2 separate regions of the Homo sapiens genome follow, and region 1 is linked to region 2. Evidence: read pairs that join two places in POLR2A ChIA-PET (ENCODE). Cell type or tissue: endothelial cell of umbilical vein. All regions are shown on one strand. Each heading gives the region's core, and the rest is flanking DNA. Links, peaks and the distances in the headings are about the cores only. Region 1 overlaps SETD3 (SET domain containing 3, actin N3(tau)-histidine methyltransferase). Region 2 overlaps EML1 (EMAP like 1).

Evidence for each region. Peaks named below come from ENCODE experiments on the same cell type or tissue, not always from the same donor. Only the 100,000 strongest peaks of a DNase experiment are listed, where the experiment ranks them.
Region 1: POLR2A ChIA-PET joins it to region 2 with 6 read pairs; 2 of 35 experiments call an interaction of 5 or more read pairs at or near these places.

Annotation. Positions count from the first base shown.
Region 1 is chr14:99,434,421-99,439,802 of GRCh38, reverse strand. The region is part of intron 6 of SETD3 (SET domain containing 3, actin N3(tau)-histidine methyltransferase); the gene reads left to right. Among named protein-coding and RNA genes, the nearest start is that of SETD3, 44 kb to the left of the region's middle. In endothelial cell of umbilical vein, for the core only: no CTCF peak of the experiment used is centred there; a DNase peak (open chromatin) is centred at 2,952; H3K27ac peaks cover 405 bases.
Region 2 is chr14:99,911,703-99,917,084 of GRCh38, reverse strand. EML1 (EMAP like 1) reads right to left here. Exons shown (of 22, transcript NM_004434.3): 14 at 2,781-2,906; 15 at 2,388-2,519. Among named protein-coding and RNA genes, the nearest start is that of EML1, 120 kb to the right of the region's middle. In endothelial cell of umbilical vein, for the core only: no CTCF peak of the experiment used is centred there; no DNase peak of the experiment used is centred there.

The DNA.
Region 1 (5,382 bases), core at 94-5,093, 480 kb after region 2:
AATATTTATACATATAAATACATACATTTATGTGTATAAAAATATAAATACATACATTTATATGTATAAAAATATAAATACATATATTTATATGTATAAAAATATAAATACATATAAATATATAAATATGTATTATATATACTTACATATTTATATATGTATATATAAAAATATAAATATGTTTATATATTTAATACATAGATATGTTTTCTATATTTATATATAAATATATGTATTTCAGAATATATATGTAATGAGTTTTGCTGAATGCTTCTCCTGTGGTTCGGTCATAGGTACTATAAGGAGATATAAAATCAACATGAGGTCCTTGCCTTCTAGAAGTTTATCATTGGAAATTGAAGGAAAACAAACAGGAAATGTTGACGAGCAAAAGTGGTAAACTGAGGCAGTGCTCTGTTGTCTGATCTCTGTGAAGCTTGGGGCAGTCAGGTGATACCTGAGTGGGGCTTGAAAGGCAAAGTTGTCTGGTTGGAGGAAATAGGTCAGCAGCAGTCTGGAGTTGGGGGTGAGAAGGGCATGTATGGAAGAACTTGAGAAGAGCAGCCTTTGCCTCTCAGAGGGCACAGCCCTGGAGCTGAGAAGCCTGTTGTGGATTTCCAGCAGGAGCTGCTCCTATGAGTCTGTCGCCTGAATCTCCCAGGGTTGCCTGTAGTGCCTGTGGCTCCCGCCAAAGTTGGGATCAAGTGGCTGCTGCTTTAGCAGTTCTCTTTGTGTGATACGTGCTGAAGCCACTCGGATGCTCTGAGCCTCAGTTTCCATATTTACAATCTACCCTCTGTGACAGACTTGTGAATGTAGCTGAGCTATCATGAATATAAATATGTTTTTTAAGTACAATCATTCTTCTGATGTAATTAACCTGAAGCTGGATGTGAGCACCTTCCTATGATGTTGGAAAGCAAAGTCCCTGTATTGGATGTAAAAGGCAAGAAGATGAAACAGAAAGGCCTGTTCACGGTGAGAGGGAGAGGACTAGGTCCTGAAGAGCCTCCAGCAAGCCTTGCCAGGTAGTTGGGATCTTATCCTGTAGGGGCACATGGTCAGACTGGCACTGGTTTGGTTGCTTGCTTAATGACAACCCCAGCGGCAGGGAGGTGGACGGTTTGGAGGCCATAAGACTACTTAGCCTGGTGAATCCGAGAAGTACCTGCAGGTAGAATTGACAGGATCTGGTGACAAACTGGATGTGAAGAGTTCGGGAGATAAGGATGATCTTGAGGATTCTGGAATAAATTGGTTTTAAGTTTACCTTGCTTATAACATGACATTACTAACCTTTCTCTGTTTTGAAGCTTTATGGTCTAGAATGGAAATCTTCAATGCTAAATTCCTAGCTTATTCTAACTTGTCTAAACCAGAGACACACCACAGGTAATCTACTATGCTTTGCATCCGAGCTTTCAGTTCAGACAGGTTTATTTTATTCTTTGGAATATATATTTGAAACCTTTTGTATGCAGAAGTCAAGCCTAGAGCAAATTTTTATTCTTAAATTATAGGCTTGTGAAAGTGAAGGTTTTAATGGAAGTGCTCACCCAACCTTAACCGTAGTGACACACACATGGTAGCATGTCTGAACGAAAAGCTGTCAGAAAGAGCAGATTTCAATTTAAATATATCAGTGATTTCAAGACCAGCTCTAATGAGTTTCAGAACCTTTGTGTCAGTCTCATGTTTTTTCCTTAAATGCTCTGAAGTCATTTAAAATTAATAAGCCAGTTTTTATTTGATAGAGTTTACAACAGAAATGCTGCCATCGGCTTTGAAGTCCTTGTTCTTGTGTGGTCTTTAAAGTGAATTAGTGGCTGTGGTTTCTGGAACCAGAAGGAGGTTGGCTTCTCATGAATGGGCATGTGGGCTGACCTGAGGGACTGCTTATGTACAGTTAGCTGGTATCTAAATGCAGGTACTGCCTCAAGTGAATGTAGGTGACGTAGTGACAAAGGAAGAATTTCAGTTAATGTAGATGTGAAATGGAGTTTCTTTGAGTGACTGAAGTGTTGAGCCAAGTTACATTGAGGCTTTTGAAATAGTATCTCAAAACTGAAAGAGATTTATTGAGACGAATCAATCTTTCTGTGTGTCACACACACACACACGTATACACGTACAGGCACGCACACACATCATATCACACAGTCACACGGTCACACACAAGTCTCACTGATCTAGTGCCTTTTCTTTTTTGGTAGTTACCTGTTATCAAGCACCACTGACGTGTGAAGAACGTCGTTAGGTGCTGGGATTGCAGAGAGGTGCTGGTGTAGTTTCCATTTGCAAGGAGCATTCAGTCTAGTGGAAAACCAAATGCAGTATATAATGTAATCACATTGAGGGGTTGGCGGAGTAGCCCAGAGGCAGGGAAAGCAGCAGAAAGAGTGGGAGTAGGGAAGACTTCACAGAGGTGGCACTGGTCACTGACCCCTGAAGAGGACGTAGGAGTTTTCCTGGTGGAGGGTAGAGGGCACAGCATGGCCATGCAGTGGGCCTGGAGTGTGGTGTGCACAGGGAGGTGGCAAGGTAGACATGCTGGAAGGGAGGGAACAGAACTCTTGAGGTAGCACTTTACTCAATGCCAAGATCCACATTAACACAATTCCACTGAATCCTCCGCGTGCCTGCGAGGTCTGGGTACTTCTGTTCTCATTTGACAGTGAGGAAATTGAGGCCTATTTGCTGGCCTGTCTGTTTCAGGACCTCAGTTCATACCTAGTTGGTGATAATCCCTGGACTTAATCTCATATCTAACTGAACTATCTTCTCTATCCACGGTACTGTGCTGACTTCATCCTGTAACCATGGGAGCTGGTCATTCATTCCATAAACATTTATTGAGACCTTCTGCTCACCTACTGCTGATTTACATTTCAACACAAGCTGTGGAAATGTTTTAAGCAGTGGAGGGAGGTGCTCAGGAATCTTGCTAAAATGGAAGGACTTAAACCGGTGCTGAAGAACCCAGGGAACACTTACTGGATAAAAAAATACAGCTCCTGTGTGGGGCCACGAGTAGTAGTGACTGTGTTGTTTGCAAGGTCAACACTTTTCAGCACAGTGCTAGATTTTTCTGGTGTGTGGGTAGGTACTTCCTTCCTGGAGAGGCTGCCGAGAAGAATTAAAAGCACCATAAGAACACAACAGTGGACCGAAGCAAATTTGCATTAAGAAAAGGCCATTCCAAGCCAAACTCACTTACTTTTATTCTTTTGAATTTAAGGAGGGCCGCTTAATCTCAGCCTAACACTTATCCCTGTGCTGTAATAGAGAATGCTGTCTGAGCATGTCTGGGGAGTACTAGTGGATGGTGTCAGGCTGCAGTGAGATGCTGGTGGCCATGTCCAGGCTCTGTGCCTGACCCTGTCTTGCCTAACACTTCTGTCAGGAATGCAGAAGACCCTGTTTCTGGATGATGGAAAACTGAGAAGGAAAGCTCTATGTAGACCAGGCCGTTCTTGATTTAGAAAACTATTCGACACAAGCTGTTTGATGAACTTTCCCGGGAGTCACTTGGAAGGCGGAAGTACGGTGGTGATCTGGTTAGGCTTTGTGTTTCCACCCATCTCATCTTGAATTGTAATCTCCATCATTCCCGTGATCACCACGTGTCAAGGGAGAGATCAAGCGGAGGCAGGTGAATCATGGAGGCGGTTTCCCCCATGTTGTTCTTGTGATAGTGAGTTCTTACAAGGTCTGATGGTTTTATAAGGGCTCTTTCCCCTTTGTTTGGCACTTCTTCCTGCTGCCTTGTGAAGAAGGTGCCTTGCTTCCTCCTCCTCTGTGATTGTGAGTTTCCTGAGGCCTCCCCAACCATGCTGAACTGTGAGTCAATTAAACCTCTTAGCTTTATAAACTACCCCGTCTTGGGCAGTTCTTCATCGCAGTGTGAGAATGGACTAATACAGGTGGAAAGACCGATGACCAGACATTGGAGCCCTGGAGTCATCTTCTTTCTTTGTCAGTTATTCACTTTGTGACCATAGCCAAGTCCCTCAAGCAATCTGAGCCTCAGTTTCCATACTTACAAAAAAAAAAAAAAAGGTGGGGGGGTGGGGAACCTGCCTTGTTTCTCCTACAGGTGTGTGAAGCCAGGTGTGAAATGGAAGGAAAGGTATTTCTAGATACAGAGGATTTTTACAAGTGCATGTTTTACAAATAGAGCTTCCTGTCATGGCCCTTTAGGGGTGCTGAAGAGGGGATTCTTGGACTAGGTGTGAAAGACGTTGATGGCCCAGGATAGTCCTTGCCAGTTCTGTAAACTATTGAGTAACTGTTTACATTCAGGGCACTCGTGGGTGTTAAAGGCACTGCTTCAGCTCCGTTCTGTTGAATCCCTAGTTGACAAGCTATCGGGAAGTAAGACACATGGGGAGAAGCTAAATGTCAATAAAATACTTGAATAACAGCTGATCACAACAAAGGATTTTATCAGTCAGCATAGGATTAACTACCAAAATTCTAGGTAGAAATTGCCAAGAAAACTTGAGAGGCAGGAAAGAGTCAAATGATTTATGAGTTTACTACCTAAAAAAATATAGCTATACTTTAAAGACAATGACAGCTTCCAAACATTGAGCATTATAAACTTTTAAAATAAGGTTTATTCATAGTCTATGAATAAACATGACAATATGCATGGCAAATAACAGAAAAGGATGAAAATATGTACCTGGTGGTAAATGGTATCAGAGTAATAACGAATAGGCCTTTGACTACTTTGTTAATTTTTTAAAATAGCTGGTATTAATAGAATAAAAATATAATTTTTTTTAAAAGGCTGGGGCCAGTTAGTAACCCTCCTATAGCAAAGATGAGCCAGTTTGGGGAGTTTTCTGTCAACTTTTAATTTTTTAAAAATTGAGATTTAACTTGTACATAATGAAATACATGTATATTAAATGTAGGTTGTTTTTTTTTTTTTTTTTTTTTTTTTTTTTGAGGCAGAGTTTTGCTCTTGTTGCCCAGGCTGGAGTGCAGTGGCGTGATCTCGGCTCATCACAACCTCTCCCTCCCGGGTTCAAGCAATTCTCCTTCCTTAGCCTCCCGAGTAGCTGGGATTACAGGCTTGCGCCACCACGCCCAGCTAATTTTGTATTTTTAGTAGAGACGGGGTTTCTCCATGTTGGTCAGGCTGGTCTCAAACTCCTGATCTCAGGTGATCTGCCCACCTTGGCATCCCAAAGTGCTGGGATTACAGGCATGAGCCACCACACCCAGGCAGGTTAGTTTTTGTACTCAAGTAGCACAACCAAGATGAAGACATGGAACATTTCTAGCAACCTAGAAAACTCCCCACTGTCTTTTCCCCGTCAGTGCCCCGCCCGTGTCAGGGGTAAGCGCTCTTCTCATTCTGTAAAACTCCCC
Region 2 (5,382 bases), core at 87-5,086:
TCCATGACACGGAGACTGGGTGAGTGCCCACTGGGTGCAAAACACTATGGAGGCCTGGAAGGATCATGAGATGAGCAAGGCATGTTCTAGGTTTTGATCCAGTGGAACACACACACAGTCATCACTAACTCGGATACAAGATGGAATGATCCATGAAAGAGATCCATGAAAGAGATACACAGGGGAGGGAGGGATGAGGTGACACTGGGAAGCTGGGCCAAGGCTTCGCGGTACAGACGACTGGACTTGGGCCTCCCAGGAGAGGAAGAATTATCACTGGTGAAGGTGAGATGTGGCCACTCCAGTCGTTTTTTGGACCATGGTGAAGGGGGCAGTAATATAGTAAAAGTGATGGAAGCAACACAGCTGTGGGCATATTTGAGGAGTGGCAGATAGGTCAATGGGCTTACAGCACAGAGTATATCACATTAGTGATGTCACTGCCATGGTAAGGACTTTGATCACTAGGAAATAAGAACACTTTGAATGGTCTTGTCCTTTCAATAAAAAGAGTGACATGATTGAACATGTGTTTTAGATAAAGGGCACTTTGCAGGAGTGTTTAGGATGAAGAGAGAAGAGATTAAGGAAGATCAGGAAGAAAAGTAGCAATGGGAATGAAAATAGGAGGCCCTGAGATCCACTGGATAATCTAAAAAACCAAGAGAAAGAAACTTGATATATGATTACATTATTTCAATGCTTTCTTTCTACAGTGGGAGCTGTAATTAAGCTCAGAGCTGCCACTAATACACAAACAGAAATCGTGTTCACTTGAAGCTTTACCATTTACAAAGCACTTCTGTCTGTGTCATTCATCTAAGCCTCGTAACAATTTTGAGAAGTGGACACTGAGTTACAGATGTCCAAGGTCACAAGGCCAGTAGGCAGAGGAGCTAGAACTTCATTGCAGTTCCCTGGCTTCCAGCTTAGAGCTCCAACCCTTATGTTAGGCTAAATGATTAACAGCCTGGTAAAGGAGCTGTCATTGCCTTCAGCCCTCCTGGACCACCAGGGCATAGGTAGAACATATAACACTGTTCCCTTTAGCCCTTTCCTGCCATCACGGGCCACACCTGCTCTCTGAGTGGCAGTGCCTGCCCCTTGGGCCCTTCCACCTCACGGCTCAGCTGGCCACCAGTGACCAGCACCCCTTCCGTGAAAATGAAGGGAAGGGAGCCAAAACTTGAACCTAGCACCTGGGACATGCCAGTAACTCTATGGGGGATGAAAGGATGATGTGTTGGTTTACAGAAGGGCTATTTCCTCTGTGCAATGGGATTGCACAGATCATTAGGGCACCGGCAACAGAGAATGAGCTTCCGATTCGCTGCAGTGCAATGCAGTGGAAAGAACCAGAGTTTAGGAGTCAGACTGAGCTGGGTTCTAACACTAGCTAGGTCACTCACTAACTTAGTGACCTTGGCAAGTTATTTAACTTCTCTACACCTCAATTTCCTATTCAATAAAATCAGAGTTAAAAAAAAAACCTCTTCAACCTGCAGAGCTGCTACAGGGATTAAGGATAATACACGCACAGTGCTTGGCATGCAAACAGTCAGTGCTCAAGTAATACACGTGGGGAAAGGGCATTTCAACACTCTGACAGGTCATCAGAGTTTCTTTTGCAAAATTCACAGAGATGTTGACTTTTTTTTTTTTTTTTTTTTTTGAGACAGAATTTTGCTCTTGTTGCCCAGGCTGGAGTGCAATGGCGTGATCTTGGCTCACTGCAACCTCCACCTTCCGGGTTCAAGCAATTCTCCTGCCTCAGCCTTCCAAGGAGCTGGGAGTATAGGCATGCACCACCATGCCCGGCTAATTTTGTGTTTTTAGTAGAGACGGGGTTTCTCCATGTTGGTCAGGCTGGTCTCGAGCTCCCAACCTCAGGTGATCTGCCTGCCTTGGCCTCCCAAAGTGCTGGGATTACAGGCATGAGCCACCGTGCCCAGCTGACTTTCAAACGAAAGTTCACTTTACCATCAAACTCAAAATGTAGAGATATATTCAATCGTGTGTTTAGTACAGCTTGTAAATTCCCATTCAAAGGGTACACTGTAAATAGAATGCAGGCTCATAACAAGTATTTTTCAGCTCTTAGGATGGTTGAGAGACTGTACTCAGAAAATCTGACAATGAACTCAGAAAGAACAACTTCTTGTCAGAAAATTTCAACAGTAAACTTCAAAATTACATGGCTGAGGCCACGAGGCAATGTTAAAAGTAACACTGTTAAATGCAATTGCAATGTTAAGGCAACTCTAAATAGATAAATAACATTTGCTTTGGGACAACTTTGTATCACTGTTGATTTCATGCAAAAAATAAATAAACATGTTCCAGATGAATTTCTGTAAGAAAAATGGAAATGTAATGTGCATGTTTACCTCTATTATTTTGTCCCAGACGGGACGGTGACCCACAGCGTCCCAGAGAGTGGCATGCTTGTCATGCCCACAGGTCAAGAACTGAGATTTTGAGGCATGGATGGCCAGTCCCCAGAGCTCATCAGTGTGACCCTACAAATAACCAAGACAAACAGAAGCGCTCTGAGATACTACAGTTCGCACTCAGGAGCCGTAAGGGATGACGAACCGAGGCTTCATGCTGACTTCATAACTGCTCTCAACAGTTTCTCTCCTCCCATCTTTCAGCAGCCACAGACACTCTGGGGTGGAGGAAGGTTATCGTAGTATAAAGCACCTGATTGTAATGCTTGATTAGGGTCTGATATAATGCAAAATGAGAGTGTTTGCCGGGCCTGCTGAGTGGGATCGTACCTGAGTAATGGGTGTGAAGTCCCCTGACAGAGTGCCCTGCAGGACAAAGTTTCGAGTTGTGCCAATCAAGATCACATCGCCTTTCCCCTCGGCCACTGTCCGTATTGGACCAAACTGTTCTGGAATCTGCATTGAAAAGTCATATGAAAAGAAAAGATGTACAATTTCATTCAGTTGTTAGCTCAGTCATTCAAAACACTTATCATAATGATAGTCCCTATAACAGTTTTATATACACATATGTATATAATGTACGTTCAAATATATATGTTGTATATACATATATATGGAGAGTTTCACATAGATACCACAGCTGGCCAGGCTTGGTGGCTCATGCCTGTAATCCCAGCACGTTGGGAGGCTGAAGCAGGTGGATCACCTGAGGTCAGGAGTTGGAGACCAGCCTGGGCAACATGATGAAACCCCGTCTCTACTAAAAATACAAAAATTAGCTGGGCATGGTGGTGGGTGGCTGTAATCCCAGCTACTTGGGAGGCTGAGGCAGGAGAATCACTTGAACCCAGGAGGTGGAGGCTGCAGTGAGCCGAGATCACGCCACTACACTCCAGCCTGGGTGACAAGAGTGAAACTCCATCTCAAAAAAACAGATACCACAGCCAACTGTTGAGTGAGTGATCAAAACCCTAAGCCTTATTTTTAAACTACAAACATTTTATATATCTTAGAAGCATCAGCAAGAATGAGGTTAAGAAAAAGCATTTTCCTCAACAAAATTTAAAAATAAGGAATGCTACTGGTTAGTTTTCTCTTTACTTTTTACAATTTCTGATAGCAACAGTAGATACAATTCAGAAAGTAAAGAATATAGGCCAGGTGTGGTAGCTCACATCTGTAATCCCAGCACTTTGGGGGGCCGAGGTAGGTGGATTGCTTGAGCCCAGGAGTTCTAGACCAGCCTGGGCAATATAGCAAGACTCCATTTCTACCAAAAATACAAAAAAAATTAGCTGGGTATGGTGGTGCGTGTAGTAGCTGGAAAGCTACTCAAGAGGCTGAGGTGGGAGAATTACTTGAGCCTGGGAGGCAGAGGCTGAAGATCACGCCACTGCACTCCAGCCTGGGTGACAGAGCCAGACCCTGTCTGAAAATAATAATAATTAATAATAATAATAATAATAACACTGCCATAATACAACTTAAAATGGTAAGTTCTTTGGCAATGTCATTCTGTTCAGTTTAAAAATCGACATAAACATATGGAATAATCTAAATGTTAAGAGAAAGAATTGCAAAATACACCCATTAAGAACAATTTGCTATGATGAAGAAACAAAGTTCTTGTACTATAAAAAGAACAAATGCTGCAGCTTGACCCTGGCGGTTGCTGTTAGGCTCTCCCGTTCCAGGAAAGAAGCAGCCTCCCCTCACACATTCTCCAGTGTGGCATGTTAGCACAGATTTGAGTCAAGTTGATGATGACCCATGCTAATGAGGAAGAATCAGATACTAACAAACAGTGAATAGCTTTTATGAAATTAGATGGGGCTTTGGAGCTTTCTTTACAGTTATAATATGACTTGGGCATGTCTATGACTCTAGCAATTCACAATATGTTCAACCAAATGCTGGTCAAATCTTATTATTAAAAATGTTCTCACAACAGAATCTCCAGGCAAGGGGAAGTGATTTCCAAAGCTCAGATGAAGATCTTCCTTTATTAAGGGAAATAATCAACAGAACCAAATTTTCACACTGCCAGAGGGTGGTGCCATGTTGCTCTCTGATGTAAAATATAAGTGTTTTGTGTGTATCTGGGTTCAAAGTCCTAAAGTCTGTCCATTCTAAGCTAGGGATGAAAAGCATCACCCTTCAGAATGAGGCCAATTTTGCAGTGTCTGCTCACGATTTCCTGGAACCTGGGGGAGAAAATTCACTGAGTGGGCAGAAGGAATATTAAATATCTTGCCTCTGGTGCCTACCGGAATGCAGGGCTGCCAAGTAGATAATGGGGAGGTACACCGGGTATCAAAAGGAGTCACAGCCCTAGGGAGCACATTGGCACTTAGCTGAGGGCCATGTACGAAGTAGATACTCAACAAATACTAGTTCACTCAATGCAATAATGTCTCCAAAATAACATGCTAGAAATTAAAAATTAAAAGAGGCTGGGCGTGGTGGCTCATGCTTGTAATCCAGCACTTTGGGAGGCTGAGGTGGGAGGATCGCTTGAGCTCAGGAGTTCCAAACCAGCCTGGGCAACATCTCTACAAAATTACAAAAATTAGCCAGGTGTGGTGGTGTGTGTCTAAAGTCGCAGCTACTTGGGAGGCTGAGGTGGGAGGATCACTTGAGCCCAGGAGGGGGAGGTTGCAGTAAACTGTGATCACACCACTGCACTCCAGCCTGGGTGAGAGCCAGACCCTGCTCTAAAAAAAAAAAGAAAGAAAGAAAAAAAGAAAAAGAAAAAGTTAAAAGAGAAGACAGATTTTTATAATAAATCAAAATGTGGGTAACAGTCCCTTGGAAAATTGAGAATAAAAATATTCTAAATATGAAGTGTGTTACAACCTCAAGTTTTATAAACCTAATTCTATTTTATTAGTTATATTTAACCTGCCTCAGGATTTTAATAAAATACATT